Linked DNA regions of Homo sapiens: region 2 is linked to region 1. Evidence: read pairs that join two places in POLR2A ChIA-PET (ENCODE). Cell type or tissue: PC-9. All regions are shown on one strand. Each heading gives the region's core, and the rest is flanking DNA. Links, peaks and the distances in the headings are about the cores only.

Region 1 (6,579 bases), core at 1,580-6,579:
TAGCCCTGGGGCTGGTGGGCACACAGCCAGGGAGGAACAGCCTGGCTCAGTGTCCAGGGTGCTGGCCAGTGTCCTGGTGTCCTGTCTGGGTGCCGGCTCCCTCCCAGCGCTCTCAGACAGGATGCTGCTGTCTCCTGGGGCAGCCTCAGGACGCCAAGGGAGGAGGGGCCTGGGGTGCGCTCCTGGCTCTTCATTTCCTCACCAGGATGGCCAGGAAGACGGGGAACCGCAGGATCCACCAGAAGCCCATGTTGTCATTGCTGGTCCAGCACCTGCGAGGCCAGGCCACTCACATACTGGGGCACAGCCCCCAGCCCCTCCGCCCCTCAGCACCCCCGTCCCGATTTTGCCAGGATCTAATTCGGGTCTCAGAAAAGGAAGGGAGAAGGTCACAAATGACCCCCTCCCCAGGCACCAGGCTCATCCCCGGCCCCTCCCTGCCTCAGGCCAGAGCGCCGCACCCCAGCCCCCCGGTCCCTCCCCAGGCTGTCCAGCCGCTCATACTCACTGGACGTTCTCGAACAGACACTTGACCACTGCCCAGGGGACGACGAACAGCATGGGGGCACCTGTGGGGGGCAGCAGCTGTGGTCCCAAAGGCTTGGTCAGCCTGCCTTAACCCCCTCTCATGCCAGCCCACTCACCCCAGCCGATGCCCAGGTAGAGGCTGAAGAAGCTCCTCTCGGGGAGGGTGGCCAGGCCCAGCAGGTTGTGCAGGTACAGGCCCTCCACCAGCAGCCAGCAGTAGTTGGCCACGATGCCATATTGCATGAACACCGCGGCCACACGGCAGCCAGCCACCGCCTGGTACAGGTGCAGTGTGAGCGCGGCTACGTGGCCACCTGCCTGGCTGCCCACCCACCCACCTGCCTGGGGCCGCCGAGGGGGGCTCACTCCATCACTGAGCCAGGTGCTGACACTGAGGTCGTCGCCAATTTTCTGGCTGTAGCGGGTCCTGAGCAGCCCATCAATGACCAGCACGGAGCTGGCTTTCAGCACGAAGGACGCAAACAGATTCGCGTGGATGGCATTGCGGGTGCAGTGCAGCTTGCTGTGGGCACAGCCAGTCAGCGCCCGTCCTCCTCCCTGTCCTCTGCGGCCGCCCCGGGCGCTGGCGGAATCCTACCTGAGGCCCCCCAGGATGGCCAAGGCGAGGAGCAGGGCCCCCAGGGACAGGCTGTAGCCCACTGTGTACATCACCTGGAAGCTGCTGTACATCTTGGCCACCTCCTTCTGCGAGTTACAGTGGCCTGTGAGGGCCAGGCAGGGGCCCCCATGCCCGTTCCCATCCAGCCCCACCGCGCCTGCCTGCCGCCCACTGACCTGGACCTCAATCTCCTCGCCATCCATCTGGCACTGGGAGGCATCACGCCAAGGCTGCCCCCGGGGTCCACGCACCCACTGACCGTCGGGCCCGCATCTCTTGAACACGAAGCGGTGTTGCACTGGGGGTGTGGGGGGAGGCTGGGGTCAGCCCCACCCTGGGCCCGCCCCCCCCACAGTTCCTCCCCTCTATGGGTACCTTTGTGGTGCCAAGGCAGGTACCAGGGGCAGGAGATGTTGGCCGTGGTATTGGCGGGGGTGTCCGGCCAGCAGGAATACTTGTCGAAGGTTCTGTTGCACACCAGCTCTGCAGGGTAGGGTAGGGCAGGGCAGAGCAGGGCAGGGCAGGGTGGGAGAAGGGGCTCCCTCAGCAGGCCTCTCTCCTCTCTCTGGAAGCCTGAGCTCGGCCGTCACCTCGCCCAGGACATGGCCTGGGCTGCTCCCTCCCCCACTTGACCTCCACCTCCCCCATCTGACCTCCACCTTCCTCACCTGACCATCCACCTCCCCTGGACCAGCCTCCGCTAGCACGCCCAGCCCAGCCCTGAATTGCAGCTCTGCAGGACACCTTCCCTTGGAGACCCCCCATCTCAAATGTGCCCCAAACCCACACTGGGGTCCCCCATTCTCCGTGACCTTCTCTCAGCACCTCCCTCTCTGGGGGCTGAACCCCAATGCCATTTTCATCCTTCCCAGGTGCATCGCCAAACCTGTGGCTGCCACATCTGCTCCCTCTGCCCAATGGAGGCTGCCACACCTGCCCCCCTCTGCCCAGTGGTGGCTGCCTCCCTCATCCGAACCCAGGCACTGCCTCCCGGGTGAGTCCTCCAGCCCTATCCTCTCCCTGCACCCCAAGTGTCCAGGCCATGATATACACTCTCCACCCGAGCCCTCCCAGGCCCCTGGGTCCCAGCTTCCACGCCCTGGCACTGTCTGCCCACTGAAAACTCCACGGGGCTGTAGGTGGTATTACCCATCTGGGCCTGGGGGCAGCAGCAGCAGCCGGTTCTGGGGCAATGCCACCGTTCTGTTATTTCCTGGCTCTGCGGCCTGAGGCAAGTCCCCAGCTCTGTGGCTCAGTTACCTCGTTACCTCACCTGCCCACGGTGGTGGGGGCCTGAGGAATGACAGGGCCCCTTGGCGGGGTCCTCAAAGGCTGCATAAGCACCCAGGAACCTTCCCATGAAGAGAACTCAGGAAGTGCTGAGGCCAGGCACAGGCTGAAAGGCTCTGGGTGGGGGGCTCACCCGTGGGAGGGGGCAGCAGGCTCAGGTTGTGGTGACACTGGTCACCGTAGAGCTTCCACTTCTCAAACAGGAAGTCCATCACCTGAGCGGAGGGGACCTGTGGCTGGGGGACACATGCACAAGCAACCAGACAGACAGACAGACAGGCAGGCAGACAGACAGGCAGACAGACAGGCAGACAGGCAGGCAGGTAGATGGATAGGCAGATGGACAGACAGGCAGACAGACAGGCAGACAGGCAGACAGACAGGCAGGCAGACGGACAGACAGATAGGCAGGCAGATGGATAGGCAGATGGACAGACGGACAGACAGGCAGACGGACAGGCAGACAGACAGGCAGACGGGCAGACAGGCAGACAGGCAGGCAGACAGGCAGGCAGACGGACAGGCAGACGGACAGGCAGGCAGACAGGCAGGCAGACAGACAGGCAGGCAGGCAGACGGACAGGCAGACGGACAGGCAGGCAGACGGACAGGCAGACAGGCAGACGGACAGACAGGCAGCAGACAGACAGGCAGGCAGGCAGGCCGACAGACAGGCAGGCAGATGGATAGGCAGATGGACAGATGGACAGGCAGACAGACAGGCAGACGGACAGGCAGACAGGCAGGCAGATGGATAGGCAGATGGACAGATGGACAGACAGACGGACAGGCAGACAGACAGGCAGATGGGCAGGCAGACGGGCAGACAGACAGACAGGCAGGCAGACAGGCAGGCAGGCAGGCAGGCAGACAGAGAGCCATCAGTGTGCAGTCCTCACAGGAGGGCCCCTGGGTGCTGAGGGTGCTGTGAGTCCTCACCTGGCAGGCCAGCAGCAGCAGCAACAGCAGCAGGGGTCGCTGTGGCTGGCAGGGGGGCATGCCTCTGGGCAGCTAGCTGCCTCCCACATCTGGCAGGGGCTGCACAGCTGGGGCAATGCAGTCCTGGTGGGTGTGTACGCTCCTCCGAGGGCAGCTGAGTGGCAGAGCAGCAGAGCCTGGGGCGTCCTGGCCAGTGGGGTGTCCTCCCCTGAAGCTGCCCCTCTGAGCCTCAGGGTCCTAGGGATAAAGAGGGAGCTGGGGGCCGGGCGCGGCGGCTCACGCCTGTAATCCCAGAACTTTGGGAGGCCGAGGGGGGTGGATCACGAGGTCTGGAGATCGAGACCATCCTGGCTAACACAGTGAAACCCCGTCTCTACTAAAAATACAAAAAATTAGCCAGGCGTGGTGGCGGGCGTCTGTAGTCCCAGCTACTCGGGAGCTTGAGGCAGGAGAATGGCGTGAACCCGGGAGGCAGAGCTTGCAGTGAGCGGAGATCAAGCCATTGCAGTCCAGCCTGGGTGACAGAGCGAGACTCCGTCTCAAAAAAAAAAAAAAAAAAAAAGAGGGCGATAGGAGGGAGGAGACCCCAGGAGGAGTCACTCTTGCCACCCAGGGCTGGCTGGCTGGCAGCTCTGAGGGTCGCAGAGCCCCTCGTCTCATTGCTGGTGGCAGCCACCTTCCTGCAGGTTGACCCAATGCTCTTGGGTGGGGGACCAGCCTCCCCAGATGGTGACCTCCTCCCTCAGTTGACAGCCCCCGGCTGCTTCCTCACCATCCTCCTCACCTATTCTTAGCCCCTGGGAAAGCTGGCTTGCCAGGCTGACCTGAGCCAATGTGCCAAGCGTGAGGGTGGCGGTGCCTGGACCTTCCATCACTTGGCCCCAGTGCCACAGCGAGCAAAGTGGCTGGGCTGGCTTGCAGCTGTGCCAGGCCAAGTGTGTGGGGCCCACACTCAGGGGTCTGTGTCACATGTGTGCCCCCTGCCCAGCACCGGGGTGCCTAGGTGCCTCGTGGGTGCCGTGCAAGGCTCGGTTGGGCTTCCTGGATCCCATGGGACGCCACAGGCTGGCTGCACAGTCCTTTGAGGTTAGCACTGCGGGCGTCGACTTGGAGGAGGAGCTGGCCTAGGGTGGGGGCACAGGGTGGGGAGGACATCCCCCGTGGTGCCTGCCAGGGCTGTGGGAGTCACAGCCCCTGGTCCCCATGCCACAGCCAGCATCTGAGCTGGGAGTTCGGGGTGGCAACAGCTACACAAATCGGCCTTTCGTTGCTACAGAGCCCAGTTTCTGCACCAACTGAATTCTGTGGGAGAAGCAGGGAGGGTCTTCCTGTGGGTCCACGTGCATGTGCGGGGTCCCGCGAGTGGCTGGCTATGAGCCCCCGGGCTGTTACGGGCTCTTCTTTGGGGCACCCTCAAATGGAATAAGAGGTGTGGATGGATGGCTGGGCAGATGGAGGGCCAGCCAGCTGGAAGGCAGTGCCAGGGGGAAGCCGGGGAGAGGGGCAAGGAGATGGGCGAAGGCTGCAGCTGGAGCAGAGGGTTTCCGGGCAGGCCTGGACTGCTGGCTGCCACGGGACAGCCTGGATTTTAGCCTCCTCCAGGTAGCGGCTGGGTGAGCCCGCGTGGGGCCAGCTCCACCCAGGGCTGCCCCGCTAACGGGGCCTGAGATGCCCCAAGCAGTGTGACAGCTGAATGACAGGGACAGGCACCTGCGTCACAGACTGCTAAAGAGCTCCCAACCGCAGCCCTTGGACCCTGGGCTCATGTAGGGGCCGATGGGAGGCAGGACCCGTGTGTCGCTGATCCCCAGTTCCTGAGCCAGGTGAGCAGCCATGCAGGCTTGGTGCTGGGGCGAAGGACCCACAGAGTAGGGGCCTCTCCCTGGCGGAGACAGCGGCAGGCGGGTGGGGGAGGAGGGGCAGTTTTGGCGTCCCCAGCTCTGGGGTCACGCAAGGGGCCTTATCTTCCCTGATCCTGATCAAACAGCCCCATCTACTGCCACTGTCCTGGGCGGCTCCGGCCACTGAGCCGGGCTGGGTGAGGAGCAGCAGGAGCCGCCTCTCCCCACTGTGTGCACCCCCAACCCAGAGGGGCCCTGGACGAGGGGCACTGCTAGGTGGGCAGGCTCAGGGGTGCAGGGGAGACCTGGGGCTCTGGGCAGGGGACGGGGAGAGGGACAAGGGGCAGCTGGAGCAGGGTGGATGGTGGAGATGCAGGCGGGGGACAAGGAGGAAGGACACTGGCCAATGAGCTGTTCCCTGCCTGGGCGCCTCGAAGTGGGGGTGGGGGGGGACGCGTGCTCACCCTGGGGGGAGGACCACCCAGCCAGGAGCTCCCTGGGCAAAATGACAGCCCCTTAGAGCCCAGCGTGGCCAAGCCTGGCTCTGCCCCAACTCTGCCAGAGAAACAGGAGCCATTCGATGCCTGTCATGTTGACTCTAGAGCCACTGGGAGCACCCCCCAAGCCAGTGCCTCCACACATGAGGTCCTCGCGTGCCAGGGCCCCACCTTCCAGCCGGGCAGCCAGTCTGGAGACCCCAGCGAGCCGAGGGAGGGGTTGGCTGCCCAGTCCCCCAGGCCTTTCTTTGAAACAGTCAGGACCCAGGAGTGGGGCTCTGTGTCCCCTCAGCCTCAACAGAAGGTTGGGAAGGTGGGGCTGGGGATCCTGGAGGATTCCCCCGACAGCTCAGCATCCACAGGCCACAGGTGGGCTCCCCATAGGGCACCCCTAGTCCCGGATCCCTAGGGGTCAGGGCCTCTGAATACAAGAGGTGAGGTGGGAGGCAATTCTCCACTGGGTCTCTGATAGTGAGGCAGGAGGTGCAGAAGTGTGAGCGTCCTCCGTTCCCTGCGGGTGGTGGGTCCCATATGGGTAGGGAGACTCCAGCTCCTCACCCCAACAGGGGTGGGTGGAGCCGGGGGGGGACCAATTTCCAGCTGAGCACCCATGAGAGAGCCTGGCCTGGAGAGCAGGGCTGAGGCTGCTGTGGTCCTGGGACGGGGACGACGATTTAACTTCCCAAGTGGGGACCCTGCCCCATCACTGAAGGTGACACCAGCCTGAAGGGAAGAAGGGAGGCTCCTCTGTTGATCTCACCCAGCCCTCTCCCCCGAGAGGAGACACTGACACCCCCGGGCCCCGGTCAGCCCAGGATCAATGTTTGTTGACTGAAGGAGTGGACAGAAACTCCCAGCTGTGGAG
Region 2 (15,169 bases), core at 10,170-15,169, 63 kb before region 1:
GTGCTGGGAATACAGGCGTGAGCCACCGCGCCCGACCGGGTTTCTTTTTTCAAGAGACAGGGTCTTGCTCTCTAGGCTGGAGTGTGGTAGCTCAATCATAGCTTACTGTAAATGCAAACTCCTGGGCTCAAGCAATCTTCCCACCTCAGCCTCCCAAGTAGCTGGGACCACAGGCACATGCCACCACGCCCAGCAAGTTTTTTTATTTTCTTTTTTTTTTTTTTTTGAGATGGAGTTTCACTCTTGTCACTTGGGCTGGAGTGCCATGGCGCAATCTCGGCTCACTGCAACCTCCGCCTCCTGGGTTCAAGCAATTCTCCTGCCTCAGTCTCCCAAGTAGCTGGGATTACAGGTACCTGCCACCTTGCCCGGTTATTTTTTTTTTCTTTTTCTTTTTTTTTTTTTTTTTGAAGCAGAGTCTTGCTCTGTTGCCCAGGATGGAGTGCAGTGGCGCGATCTCGGCTCACTGCAAGCTCCGCCTCCTGGGTTCTTGCCAATCTCCTGCCTCAGCCTCCTGAGTAGCTGGGACTACAGGCAGCAGCCACCATGCCCAGCTAGTTTTTTGTATTTTTAGTAGAGATGGGGTTCCACCTTGTTAGCCAGGATGGTCTCTATCTCCTGACCTCGTGATCTGCCCGCCTCAGCCTCCCAAAGTGCTGGGATTACAGGTGTGAGCCACTGCGCCTGTCCCCAGCCAGCATTTTTAAGGTGCATCTGTGCTGTACCATGTCTAAGACTGTTCCTTTTTATGGCCGACTACTGACATGGATATACCGCATATTTTTTTTTTGTCCATCTGTTCATGGACATTTGGGTTGTCTCCACTCCGTGGCTTTATAAGAATAATGCTGCTGTGAACATTTTTGTATACATTTTATATTAACATCTTTTCAATTCTCGAGTAGAATTGCCGGGTCATGAGGTAACTGTTTAATTTTTTGAGGAACTGCCAGACTTTTCCAAAGCAGCTGCAGCATTTTATATTTCTACCAGCAATGTATGAGGGTTCCAATTTCTCCACATTCTCACCAACACTTACCTTTTTTAGTTTAGTCATCCTACTGGGTGTGAAGTAATATCTCATTGTGATTTTGCTTTGCAGTTTCTTCTTTGTAATCTTTTTTTTAAATGTCTTTAATCTCTCTTTTTTTTTTTTTTTTTTTTTTTTTTTGAGACAGAGTCTCGCTCTGTAGCCCAGGCTGGAGTGCAGTGGTGCAATCTCAGCTCACAACAGCCTCTGCCTCCCGGGTCCCCGTTCAAGCAATTCTTCTGCTTCAGCCTCCCAAGTGGCTGGGATTACAGGCACGTGCCGCCATGCCCAGCTAATTTTTGTATTTTTAGTAGAGACAGGGTCTCACCATGTTGGCCAGGCTGGTCTTGATCTCCTGACCTTGTGATCCGCCCACCTCGGCCTCCCAAAGTGCTGGGATTACAGGTGTGAGCCACCGCGCCTGGCCCTCAATCTCTATCTTTTTTATATCTGGATTGAATAGACTTTACCATGGATAAATCTCCACCCTGGCAGATTTAGGACTTTACTTGGAAATACAGATATTCTAAATGGAATTAAATGTCCTATTATCAGTGGCATTCATCACATTCAACAAAATAGCATCATAAAAGGTTGATATTGTTGAGCGTAATGAATACCTGAACTCCAGTTACATAAAGATGAGGATCATGTCTCTTCATATTACCTTAATGTCATTACATTTTGTAGAAAAACTTGTCTCAGGCTGGGCGCAGTGGCTCACGCCTGTAATCCCGGCACATTGAGAGGCTGAGGCAGGCAGATCACAAAGTCAGGAGATCGAGACCATCCTGGCTAACATGGTGAAACCCCGTCTCTACTATAAATACAAAAAATTAGCCAGGCGTGGTGGCGGGCCCCTGTAGTCCCAGCTACTGGGGAGGCTGAGGCAGGAGAATGGCGTGAACCCAGGAGGCGGAGCTTGCAGTGAGCCAAGATTGCACCACTGCACTCCAGCCTGGGTGACAGAGCGAGACTGTGTCTCAAAAAAAAAAAGAAACTTGTCTCAAAAGTGCTATGATATTCTTCCTGAAATGGACATTGTAGCATCTCAATATCTTTTTTAAAAAACTAAATTTTTGAAAAATTGTGTTTTGAGACAAGGTCTCCCTCTGATGTCCAGGCTAGAGTGCAGTGGCGCAAACACAGCTCACTGCATCCTGGAACTCCCGGGATCAAGGGATCTCCCACCTCAGCCTCCTTAGTAGCTGGGACTACAGACACCCACCACCGCGCCTGGCTGATTTTTAAAACTTTGTATAGATGGGGTCTCACTATGTTGCCCAGGTTGGTCTTGAACTCTTGTGCTCCAGGGATCCTCCTGCCTTGGTCTCCCAAAGTGTTGGAATTACAGGCCTGAGCCACCACACCGAACATAGCCTATTAATGTCAGCCTATTTCTCTATTTATGAATTTTCTGAAGTGTTATTTTTATATTCAGATTTATAGAAGCTTTTGTCTTTTATGACCTTGACACTTTTAAAGGGTACTCTCAGCTATTTTGTAGAATGTCCCTCACACTGGGGACTCTGACCTTATGACTGGACAAGGTTTTGTTTTTTGTTTTTTTTTTTTTTTTTGAGACGGAGTCTTTCTCTGTCTTCTAAGCTGGAGTGCGGTGGTGTGATCTCAGCTCACTGCAATCTCTGCCTCCCAGGTTCAAGCGATTCTCCTTCCTCAGCCTCCTGAGTAGCTGGGATTTTAGGCACCCGCCACCACACCCGGCTAATTATTGTATTTTTATTAGAGACAAGGTTTCACCATGCTGGCCAGGCTGGTCTTGAACTCCTGACCTCATGATCCATCCGCCTTGGCCTCCCAAAAGTGCTGGGATTACAGGCCTGAGCCACCACGCCCTGCTGGTTTATTTTATTTTTTGGCATGAATACCACAGCTGGGATGTCATCTTCTCAATGCATAGTGGAGATATGCAATGTCAGTCTGTCCAACTCCTGGTCCTGTTAGTTCAGGTGGTGGCAGCGGCTGCCGGGGCTTCTCCCCTACATAGTTACTGTTTTCCCTTTGTCATCCATAAATACCTTGGGGAGATACTTCCAGACTAAGTGAATGTCTGTTTCACTTCCAAGTTTTACCCACTTTTTTTTTTTTTTTTGAGATGGAGTCTCACTTTTGCCGAGGCTGTAGTGCAATGGCGCCATCTCAGCTCACTGCAACCTCCGCCTCCCAGGTTCAAGCAATTCCCCCGTCTCAGCCTCCCAAGTAGCTGGGATTACAGGCACGCGCCACCATGCCCAGGTAATTTTTTTTATTTTTAGTAGAGACGGGGTTTCACCGTGTTGCCCAGGCTGGTCTCCAACTCCTGAGCTCAGGCAGTCCACCTGCCTCAGCCTCCCAAGGTGCTAGGATTACAGGCGTGAGCCACCGTGCCCGGCCTACCCACTAATTAATTTCAGCATCCACTGGTGGGTCTTGCAATGCAGTAATTATTAACTTAGTTTTCAAAGGTGATTTTTGCATTTTCCTCATTCCTTTGACGTTTATTAATTGGAATTCATCTCTAAGAAAGAGCAGTCCCTTCAGCTTTTTTCCCTTTTTTTTTTTTGAGACAGGGTCTTGCTCTGCGGCTCAGGCTGCAGTGCAGTGGCTCGATCACGGCTCACTGCAGCCTCGACCTCCCGGGCTCACGTGATCTCCCATCTCAGCCTCCTGAGTAACCAGAACCACAGGTGCTCACCACCATGCCCAGCTGACTTTTTGTATTTTTTGTAGAGATGGGGTTTACCCATGTTGCTCAGGCTGGTCTCAAATTTTCGAGCTCAAGTGATCCGCCCGCCTTGGCCTCCCAAAAGGCATGAGCCACTGCGCCTGACCTACGATTTCTTTCTTTATATATCAGTATGAACGCAAGGGCTGTTTGTTGGATTCTGTGAGTCATAATCTGATACTGTTTCCACGCTTTGGCCATTGGGAGCTCCTGGAGATTGTCTCCTGTGCCCTATCCTTATTTAAGCACTTGTTTATTTTGGGATGTCTTCAGTTTTCCTTGTCCCAGCTCTGCACCCAGCTGCTTCTCCAGGGAGCCCTCCCTCACTGGAGACTGGGATTTAGCAACCAAGACCTGGGCACTGGCTGTGCTTGTTGCTTCTGGGCCCTCCTGGGACAGAGCTGGGAAGTGGATCTATGACACGTGCTTGTGCATTTACCCGCCCTGTTGGTTTCTGTAGCTGTCTAGTTCCTGCTGTTCCTGTCTCACCTGCCCCTTTCCTTATGTGTAGTTTCTTCCTGTGACAGGGAGAAACCTGGCTCTCAGATTGACAGGACATTCGCTTAGGCCATGTCAGTGCTGTAGGTGAACTGTTCAACCTGTGCCCCAGGGAGGCGCAGTCACTATGGAGGCACCTTACTTCCTTAATCGTGTACTGTTGTTTTTGTGTTTGACCTGTAGCATCTAAGTACTGGTTTCAAAAGTTGCCTAGATGAGTTCTTTTCTTTCTTTCCACCTCCTGCAAATTATGTGATTTGCATAATTTGTACATAGTTAGGTTCATTTGTTAGTTTGTATTCCTTTTGGCTTCCCCCATATCCTCGTTGACTTTTTCTTTCTTTTGTAACTTACATATGTTATGAAATTTATATGAGGATATATAATTTTCATAAATGTTTATGGTTTACATGTATTAGTTGTTATTATTAAGATCACCCTGGGATTGACTGGCCAAGCATTTGGTGGAAGATAGCAATAAATAATACATCATAAAAGACTTTAATGTAAAAATAAAGCCATGAAAGTACCAAGAAATAAATCTTCTCATTTTAATTACATCAGCTTGTCTGTGATCATGTAGCCTAAGGTAGGCCAGAGTTAATTTTTGTGTTATCTATACACGTTATTGAAGCGAATTATAAAATGTTTTAGCATGTTAATTACTTGTAAATTAATATCTACATATAAAAATGTGAGCATATATTCTATTTAGTATATTAATCCTTCATAAACAAGTAATGCAAGTTAGTATTAATGATATCTTAAGACTTAACATTCCTTTTTTAGTTTGTGTTGAATAAATGAACATCTAAGAGTTCATGATGATGCTTAAGGAAAGAAGCCTCATGTTTACCTTTGGAAGTTGTAAGGCACTGACTCATAAAAATTGGCAAATAAAAGGAAAGAATCGGGCATTTAATTTGTCTTTTCTGTATGAACTCTATAATTTTGGGGCAACAATTGATGACGGGGTCCTTTAAAAAAAAAAGAAATAATTCCAGCTAAGAAATACAGAAATAATTAGAAAATCAGGCCAGGCACGGTGGCTCATGCCTGTAACTCCAGCACTTTGGGAGGCCGAGGCATGAGAATCACTTGAACTCAGGAGGTGGAGGTTGCAGTGAGCCGAGAGTGCGCCACTGCACTCCAGCCTGGGCAAAAGAGCAAGACTCTCTCAAAAAAAAAAAAAAAAAACACACCCAAAATTAGAAAATCACCACTTTGAAGTGTCCAATAAAATGATGCATGTGAGAAACAGTGAAAATTGAAGATGACAGTTGAGGAGGCCACTGATAATGGGTGGACCAGCCCAGCTTCCCAGAACCAACCATACCTCACTACAGGTAGGACCAGAAGACAAGTCCAATGACGTGAAGCAGCAGGAGGCCCCCAGCACCGCCTCTAAAACTCGAACTGGGCTCATCCTGCCTAAGAAGTGCAGAGGATGGGAGAGGGTTCACAGGACACCTGGAGGGTTCAGCCCAGCAAATCCAGAACACAGGACATTGTCAGCAAAACACACTGGCTCCTGGACGCCTGGGTGGCACCAAGCGCAGAAGAGGAAATAGAGGCAGTGGGCATCCCAGTGCACAGCACGGCCTCTGTCCAGATTCTGATGTGGGGACACAATTGCAAGAAGAGACTTGGGGAAAATTGAGCAGAGACTATTAGATGTCAGAAAGCATTGTCAGTTTTGGTGGGTGTGTTCATGGTATTGTTAGGTAAAAGAGTCCCTATCTTTGCAGGACAGTAAGGACTTTTTAAAACTGTAGGCCGGGCGCGGTGGCTCATGCCAGTAATCCCGGCACTTTGGGAGGCCGAGGCGGGCAGATCATAAGGTCAGGAGATCGAGATCATCCTGGCTAACACGGTGAAACCCCGTCTCTACTAAAAATACAAAAAATTAGCTAGGTGTGGTGGTGGGTACCTGTAGTCCCAGCTACTCGGGAGGCTGAGGCAGGAGAATGGTGTAAACCGAGGAGGCAGAGCTTGCAGTGAGCTGAGATCCGGCCACTGCCCTCCAGCCTGGGCGACAGCGAGACTCCGTCTCAAAAAAAAAAAAAAAAAAAAAAAAAAAAAAAAAACTTCTGTAAGTCACCAACCTGGGCAACATGGCAAAACCCATCTCTACAAAAAACATTTAAAAAATGCAAAAAGTACCCAGACTCATTGCTGTAACATAAAAAGAAAAAAATTAACTGGGCATGATGGTGCCACCTGTGGTCCCAACTACTCGGGAGGATGAGGTGGGAGGATCCCTTGAGCTCCAGAGGTGGAGGATGCACTGAGCCAAGATCGTGCCACTGTACTGCCTGGGTGACAGAGCAAGACTCTCAAACAAAAACTTCTGCAAATCAGACAATCTCACAAATTCAAGACAAACAACCTTGGGAAACATTTACCACCAAGAACATGAATAGGCAGTTTACAACCATGGAAAAAGCCGGAAGCTGGACGAAGTGGTACATGCCTATAGTCCCAGCTGCTTGGGAGGCTGAGGTAGGAGGATCACTTGAGCCCAGGAACTTGAATCCAGCCTGAACAACATAGATTCTATCTTAAAAAGTTGTTTCGGCCGGGTGTAGGGGCTCACGCCTGTAATCCCAGCACTTTGGGAGGCTGAGGCGATCACAAGGTCAAGAGATCAAAACCATCCTGGCCTAAATGGTGAAACCCCGTCTCTACTAAGAATACAAAAATTAGCTGGGCGTGGTGGCGTGTGCCTGTAGTCCCAAGCTCCTCAGGAGGCTCAGGCAGGAGAGAATCGCTTGAACCTGGGAGGCGGAGGTTGCGGTGAGCCGAGATCGCACTATTGCACTCCAGTCTGGGCAACAGAGCCAGACTCCGTCTCAAAAGAAAAATTAAAAAACAGTTGTTTCTGGCCGGGTACGGTGGCTCACATCTGTAATCCCAGCACTTTGGTAGGCTGAGGCAGGAGGATTACGACGTCGGGAGTTCAAGACCAGCCTGGCCAACATGGTGAAACCCCGCCTCTACTAAAAATACAAAAACTAGCTGGGCATGGTGGTGCGTGCCTGTAGTCCCAGCTACTCGGGAGGCTGAGGCAGGAAAATTGCTTCAACCTGGGAGGTGGAGGTTGTGGTGAGCCAAGATCGCACCACTGCACTCCAGCCTCGGGAACAGAGCAGGACTCCATCTCAACAAATAAAAATAAACAAGGTTTTTAAATAACAAAATTATTTTAAAAGTTCATCCTTTTAGTAATGCAAGAAAGCCAGTTAATGTGATGCCATCATTTTAGGACGTAGCATTGGCAAAGACATATATGTCTGTCTGTCTTTTTTTGTCCTTTTTTTTTTTTTTTTTTTTTTTTTGAGAGACAGGGTCTCTCTGCTGCCCAGGCTAGAGCGCAATGGTGCCATCTCAACTCACTGCAGCATCTGCCTCCCAGGTCCAAGCAATAATTCTGCCTTAGCCTCCCGAGTACCTGGGATTACAGGCACCTACCACCAGGCCCGGCTAATTTTGTATTTTTAGTAGAGATGGGGTTTTTACCATGTTGGCCAGGCTGGTCTTGAACTCCTGACCTCAGGTGATCCATCTGCCTCAGCCTCCCAAAGTGCTGGGATTACAGGCGTGAGCCACCGCACTTGGCCTTTTTTTGGTTTTTTTTTTTTGGAGACAGAGTTTTGCTCTTGTCACCTAGGTTGGAGTGCAATGGCGCTATCACGGCTCACTGCAACTTCTGCCTCCCGGTTTCAAGCAATTCTCCTGCCTCAGCCTCCTAAGTAGCTAGGATTACACGCATGTGCCACCATGCCTGGCTAGTTTTATATTTTTTAGTGGAGACCACGTTTCACCATGTTGGCCAGGTTGGTCTTGAACTCCTGACCTCAGGTGATCCACCCACCTCGGCCTCCCAAAGTGCTGGGATTACAGGCATGAGCCACCATGCCCAGCAACAGGATCTCCTTTTGTCACCAAGGCTGGAGTGCAGTGGCATGATCACAGCTCACTGCAGCCTTGACCTCCCAGGCTCAGGTGATCCTCCCACCTCAGCCTCCAGAGTAGCTGGGACTACAGGTGTGCGCCACCATGCCCAGCTAATTTTTGTAATAAACCCTTCGATTTACATGAACAAAAATTTTTTTTTTGAGATGGAATTTTGCTCTTGTTGCCCAGGCTGGAGTGCAATGGCACGATCTTGGCTCACTGCAAACCTCTGCCTCACGGGTTCACACCATTCTCCCACCTCAGCCTCACGAGTAGCTGGGACTACAGGCATGTGCCACCACGCCCGGCTAATTTTTGTATTTTTAGTAGAGACGGGGTTCCACCACATTGGGCAGGCTGGTCTCAAACTCCTGACCTCAGGTGTTGCGCCTGCCTTGGCCTCCCAAAGTGCTGGGATTACAGGCGTGAGCCACTGCACCCGGCCTATGGTGAATAAATTTTCAACAAAGGTGGTGAGACATTGCATTGGGGGAAACGATAGTTTCTCAACAAGGGGTGCCAGGACAGGTGGATGTTCCTACACACAGAAAAGATGTTCACTCCATACGAAAAGTTAACCCAAATACGGACTGTATATCTAAATGTCAGCAAACATAAAATATAGCAGAAGATCACAGAAAAAATATGAGAGAGAATCTTTACAATATCCGGTTGGGCTAAGAGTTTGTTTTTGAGACAGGGTCTCTGTCACCCAGGCTGGAGTGCAGTGGTACAATCATAGCTGACTGCAGCCTCGACATCACGGGCTCAAGTGATCCGCCTACCTCAGCTCAGGAGTTCTTAGGATAGCAAAGGCATGCACCATGTGGAAAAAACTACTGCACTAGAATAAAAGGTTTTGCCCTTAAGAAGACATCATTAAGAAAATGAAAGACAAACCACATAAAATGTCTGCAAATCACCTATCTTTTTCTTTTGGAGACAGAGTTTTGCTCTTGTTGCCCAGGCTGGAGTGCAATGGGGCAATCTCAGCTCACTGCAGCCTCTGCTTTCTGGGATCAAGCGATTGTGTTGCTTCAGCCTCCCGAATAGCTGGGACTACAGGCGTGCACCACCACACCCGGCTAATTTTTGTATTTTTGGTAGAGACAGTTTTTTTGCTATGCTGGCCAGGCTGGTCTCAAACTCTTGGCCTCAGGTGATCCGCCTGCCTCGGCCTCCCAAAGTGCTGGGATTACAGGCGTGAGCCACTGCACCCAGCCTCATATATCTGATAAAGGACTGTATACAGGATATGTAAGTACTCATAGCTTAATCAGACAGCCCAATTAAAAATGAGCAAAAGATTTAAATAGGTTTCTGCCCAGGAAGACTCATTGGGGAAGTGCAGGTGCGACTCACAGTGTGACACGACACTGCTTCACACTTGTACAGCTGGGATCAAGCACAGCAGGTATTGCTGAGCCTGTGGCCACCTGGAGCAGCCCAGCGTTGCTAGGGGGTGCAAAGTGGCACACCTACATTGGAAAACATTTGGGGACTTCCACTCAGGAATCTACCCAAGAGAAATGAAAGCACATATTCATGAAAAGGCTTAATGCAACATTTATAATGGTTTATAATATTCGTAAATGTTTATGGCAGTATTATTCATAATGGACAAAAAAGAAACCAAATATTTGCCAACTGGAATGGTTACAAACAAAATGTATACCCACACAATCGAATCTTTTATTTATGTATTTATTTATTTATTTTGACAGAGTCTCGCTCTGTCGCCCCGGCTGGAGTGCAGTGGCGAGATCTCCACTCACTGCAAGTTCCGCCTCCCGGGTTCACGCCATTCTCCTGCCTCACCCTCCCGAGTAGCTGGGACTACACGCACCTGCAACCACGCCTGGCTAATTTTTTGTATTTTTAGTAGAGACGGGGTTTCACCGTGTTAGCCAGGACAATCTCGATCTCCTGACTTCGTGATCCGCCCGCCTCGGCCTCCCAAAGTGCTGGGATTACAGGCGTGAGCCACCGCGCCCGGCCCAACAGTTTTTTTTTAAAAGCACTTGGGTTATTGGAAAGTTGGGCAACATGATCACCTGCACAGGGGCTCTGAGTCTTTAACAGTGAAGCATTTCACACCTGATTAGGAAACGCTGTGCTGATGACATGGCACTGACAGTGTGACTCAGTTACAGAAACTCTCAAATATCCCTCCAACATTCAGAAATTTTCAAAAGACACCAAGCTCGGTATTTTGCATAGTTCTGTCCCCAAAAATGCCCTCCTGTGTTCATGTCTGTGTCTGAACAAAGCAGCTGTGCGTGTGTGTGTGCGTGTGGTCTCCACTTCTCTTGATCAGCCTGGGTTGCCTGGCAGTATGGGCCAAACAGACAGGGCCCTGTCTGCATGGAGCTCAAGAGTGATTAAAAGAGGCTGGGTGGCCGGACATGGTGGCTCACACCTGTAATCCTAGCACTTTGGGAGGCTGAGGCAGGAGGATCGCTTGAGCTCAGGGGTTCAAGACCAGCCTGAGCAACATAGTGAGACCCTGTCTGTACAAAAAATAAAAAATTAGCTGGACATGGTGTTGCACACCTGTAGTCCCAGCTACTCGGGAGGCTGAGGTGGAAGGACTGCTTGAGCCCAGGAGATAGAGGCAGCAGTAAGCTGAGATTGTACCACTGCACTCCAGCCTGGGCAAAAGAGCAAGACCCTGTCTTGAAGAAAAAAAAAAAAAAAAAAAAAGATTGGGCACCCCGGTGGTTCATGCCTGTAATCCCAGCGCTTTGGGAGGCTGAGGTGGGTGGATCACCTGAGGTCAGGAATTCGAGACCAGCTTGGCCAACATGGTGAAACCCTGTCGCTACTAAAAATACAAAAATTAGCTGGGCATGTTGGCTCACACTTGTAATCCTAACTACTCGGGAGGCTGAGGCAGGAGAATCGCTTGAACCTGAAAGGTGGAGGTTGCAGTGAGCCGAGATTGTGCCATTGTACTCAAGCCTGGGCGACACTGAGACTACGTCTCAAAAAAATAATCAATCAATAAATAAAAGAGGCGTCCACGTTAACGAGTCCACAGTCCTAACAAGTGCTGCAGGCTGGACGCGGGGCAGCGTCCCACCCAGTGTCTGGTGCAGGGCATTTAGGGGCTTGGCCTCCAGGAGAGGCGAGCCCGGGGCTGGGTGCGAGCACTGCTGCTGGGCCAGGCCACTCACGTTATGCGGCCGTTCCTGATACTTCAACACGGCCCTTGTGGGCGAATGTGTGGAATCTCGGAACAAGCGGAGTGGGGAACAGGGCTCTGCGGTGAAGCCCAGGCTGAGGCAGCCCCTCATCTGCTCACGGTGCCAGGAGCTCCCTGCCTCCTGGTCCTGAGGAGCCGCGGGATTCCTCAGGGACACTAGGGCCTCTGCAGCGGCGCCTGCGCCAGGCAGCCACGCGCGCTGCGCACGAATTCTGTCTCAGCCTGGAGAAAAACACCTCCGCTGCGCCCTCGCCCAGCACCAGCTTTCCGCGGGGCGTGCAAGGGGCTCCTCCTAGCCCCACAGCCCTGTCTTTCCACGGGGGACACCAAGGCCCTGGAACGGCCCGCGCGCCAGCGCTCTCGCCCGTGTTTAACGAGAACTTAATCCCCGTGCCCGTTACCTCCCCGAAGTCCCGGGACTAGGTGACTAGGCCCCGAAGCAAGAGTCGCAGTCGGACCGACTGGGCCGGGGAGGGCAGCGCACTGCACCTGCGCGGGCTTCCACAGCCCACGCGGCCGCCGCAGGCCTCGAGTGGGCGCGGGTTGGGCAGCGGCGAGAGGCGGGACCGGACCTCGCCTCCCGGGTGCGGGCGCCCTGGGCTCGCGTAGGGAAGTGCCCTGGCTTACAGAGGTGACCACTGACGGGGCTTGGGGTGGAAGGTGACGACGCCAGAACCCACGCGGAACGCGCCCACGAGGCCCAGCCGCAAGATGGCGACGGCGTGCCCCCGGCCACCCGCGCGCCGCGCATGCGCCCTGGCCTTCCCCGCCCGAGTGAGCGGAAGTCTCGTGACCCCGGAAGTGACAGGCAGGGCGGGCGGGGCGGCCGACGACGTTCGTCATTTAGTGCGGGAGGGATCCTGAACCGCGCGGCCGAACCCTCCGGTGAGTGGCCGTGGCGGGGCGGAGGCGGCGGGGCGGAGGCGGCGGGTCGGGGCGGGGACCGGCGGCGCCGGCGGGGGCGGGGGGCGCTGAGGTGGGGGCTTCCGCCTTTGTTCGCGCCCCGCCCTGAGCCCGCGGCAGGGTCTCGGCGGGCGGGGGCGCGGTGACAGCGGGCCAGGGCGGTGCGGGCTAGGGCGGGGCCGGGGCGGGACCGGGCGGCGGCGGCCCCGGCCCCACGTGCGGGTCCCGGGCCGGAGGGGCGGCGGGGACCAGGGGAGTGCCGGCCCCTCCCGAGCGGTCCGGAGCTTCTTTCATGGCCGCCGAGGCGCGTGGGGCCCGGGCCAGACCTGAGGGCCCCTCCTTGGGGACGCGGGGGGCGCCGGGCCGGCAGCCGCGGTCCATCGCGTTCGGGGGCGACGCGGGGATTGGGGCGCGGCCTCCCCCAGCGCCCGGGCCACGCCCGGCACGGATTGCGGGCCCTGCGGAAGTGCGGGCCGCGCCCTAGGATCCCGGCGCCTACGGCTATCCTCGCGCGGCGCGGAGGCCCCAGCCCCTGGAGGAAGCAGGGCGGCCTGGACCCCGGCCTGGGTGTCCCGGGTGTGCTGCTCCCTGACCCACCTCCCACGCTGCCGGGAAGGATCTGAGCCTGACAGATCCCCTGCCGGGTCAGTGCTGCCCCGGGCACTCCGGGCCCACCATCTACAAGAGGGCCCGAGAGTACTGAGTGGCTGTGGTAGCTCCCAAGTTGTAGGTCACAGACCCTCACAATTGTGGAGAAACCGCAGATACTTAGGATCCCCGTGTCCAGGTGGCCCCGTGCGGTATTCTAGCTGCCCCTAACATCCGAGCTCCAGGGGCATCCTGTTTGAAAGATGACGCTGAGCCGACCACACACGTTTACATGTGACTACCACGGCCAGAGGAGCAACCCTACTGAGGGATACCGAGCCCCGTTACCCCGTAGGGCGAGGGCCTGGGCAGCTCAAGAGCGGCAAGACCCTAAGAGAGGGTTTAGTGTGGGCCCCGCCGGTTGATTCTGGGGCCTGCTAGCCCCGCCCCACACATACAGGGGGCTGCTGCCTCCTCCATCGTGGAGGGGGAGGTGTGTCCTCTCTCCCCATGATCGGCTGCAGTTCCCATTTTGTCTTAGATGTTATACCTGGGGTGGGGGCACCTCACACTGCCCCAGAGGATGCCCCTGAGCAGGAATCGCGGGGGTGGAGAGGAGCGAAGGTGGCCCCCTTGGAGCCCTTTTGGAGCTCCGGCTGCAGCCCACACTCCTGCTCAGAAGTGCGCCTCCGTTGGGGATCCAGGTCCAAGGCCTGTCACCGTCCCGCCCACAGGTGTCCCGACCCAGGCTAAGCTTGAGCATGGCTGAGCAGGAGCCCACAGCCGAGCAGCTGGCCCAGATTGCAGCGGAGAACGAGGAGGATGAGCACTCGGTCAACTACAAGCCCCCGGCCCAGAAGAGCATCCAGGAGATCCAGGAGCTGGACAAGGACGACGAGAGCCTGCGAAAGTACAAGGAGGCCCTGCTGGGCCGCGTGGCCGTTTCCGCAGGTGAGTCTGGGCTGCGGGAGCCGGGTGGCCGCCCGTTCACTCCAGCTGTCTTGCCGCTCCCCAGCCCCTACTTCCACTGGTGGGGGTGGGGCCCTCACCTGCTGTCACTCCCCAGACCCCAACGTCCCCAACGTCGTGGTGACTGGCCTGACCCTGGTGTGCAGCTCGGCCCCGGGCCCCCTGGAGCTGGACCTGACGGGTGAGTGCCCTGCGGCCGCGGGGGTCCGGGCGGCCCCTGGTGGGGATCTCGGGAAGTGCAGCCAGGGGGCCGCGCAGGGCTGGGGCTTCGCGCAGGGCTGCTGGGCAGTCATTGAGGGGGAGGTCCCCCCAACAGGCGACCTGGAGAGCTTCAAGAAGCAGTCGTTTGTGCTGAAGGAGGGTGTGGAGTACCGGATAAAAATCTCTTTCCGGGTAAGCTACAGGCTGCTGTGGCCAGGGAATGGAGGCGGGGCTGGGGCTGGGGTCCGGACCGACCTTCCCTGATCCTCGCTTCGGGTCCTGCAGGTTAACCGAGAGATAGTGTCCGGCATGAAGTACATCCAGCATACGTACAGGAAAGGCGTCAAGAGTGAGTGGGGCCCCGGGCAGGGCAGAGGGGGCCGCTTGGGTGCGTGCTGCCAGGCGGGGAAGCGGGGCCGCTGACCGCCCTCTTCCTTGTGCCGCAGTTGACAAGACTGACTACATGGTAGGCAGCTATGGGCCCCGGGCCGAGGAGTACGAGTTCCTGACCCCCGTGGAGGAGGCACCCAAGGGTATGCTGGCCCGGGGCAGCTACAGCATCAAGTCCCGCTTCACAGACGACGACAAGACCGACCACCTGTCCTGGGAGTGGAATCTCACCATCAAGAAGGACTGGAAGGACTGAGCCCAGCCAGAGGCGGGCAGGGCAGACTGACGGACGGACGACGGACAGGCGGATGTGTCCCCCCCAGCCCCTCCCCTCCCCATACCAAAGTGCTGACAGGCCCTCCGTGCCCCTCCCACCCTGGTCCGCCTCCCTGGCCTGGCTCAACCGAGTGCCTCCGACCCCCCTCCTCAGCCCTCCCCCACCCACAGGCCCAGCCTCCTCGGTCTCCTGTCTCGTTGCTGCTTCTGCCTGTGCTGTGGGGGAGAGAGGCCGCAGCCAGGCCTCTGCTGCCCTTTCTGTGCCCCCCAGGTTCTATCTCCCCGTCACACCCGAGGCCTGGCTTCAGGAGGGAGCGGAGCAGCCATTCTCCAGGCCCCGTGGTTGCCCCTGGACGTGTGCGTCTGCTGCTCCGGGGTGGAGCTGGGGTGTGGGATGCACGGCCTCGTGGGGGCCGGGCCGTCCTCC

What was found. Peaks named below come from ENCODE experiments on the same cell type or tissue, not always from the same donor. Only the 100,000 strongest peaks of a DNase experiment are listed, where the experiment ranks them.
Region 2: POLR2A ChIA-PET joins it to region 1 with 25 read pairs; 8 of 35 experiments call an interaction of 5 or more read pairs at or near these places.

The regions. Positions count from the first base shown.
Region 1 is chr17:81,805,876-81,812,454 of GRCh38, reverse strand. GCGR (glucagon receptor) reads right to left here. Exons shown (of 14, transcript NM_000160.5): 2 at 3,377-3,613; 3 at 2,571-2,673; 4 at 1,523-1,630; 5 at 1,324-1,445; 6 at 1,127-1,233; 7 at 895-1,051; 8 at 645-804; 9 at 509-569; 10 at 203-272. The coding sequence starts at 3,436. Among named protein-coding and RNA genes, the nearest start is that of GCGR, 5.0 kb to the right of the region's middle. In PC-9, for the core only: a CTCF peak has its summit at 3,457 (motif pointing right); no DNase peak of the experiment used is centred there; H3K27me3 peaks cover 2,483 bases.
Region 2 is chr17:81,868,429-81,883,597 of GRCh38, reverse strand. It overlaps ARHGDIA (Rho GDP dissociation inhibitor alpha), which reads left to right and starts at 12,261. Exons shown (of 6, transcript NM_004309.6): 1 at 12,261-12,300; 2 at 13,641-13,857; 3 at 13,973-14,056; 4 at 14,192-14,268; 5 at 14,362-14,425; 6 at 14,523-15,169. The coding sequence starts at 13,668. The coding sequence ends at 14,722. RefSeq lists enhancers at 11,114-11,213, 11,664-11,733, 13,674-13,853, 14,484-14,633, 14,348-14,976 and 1 more and silencers at 11,914-12,323, 12,524-12,953, 13,984-14,193, 14,794-14,843. In PC-9, for the core only: CTCF peaks have their summits at 11,836, 12,036 and 14,077 (motif pointing left); a DNase peak (open chromatin) is centred at 12,197; H3K4me3 peaks cover 3,054 bases; H3K27ac peaks cover 2,380 bases.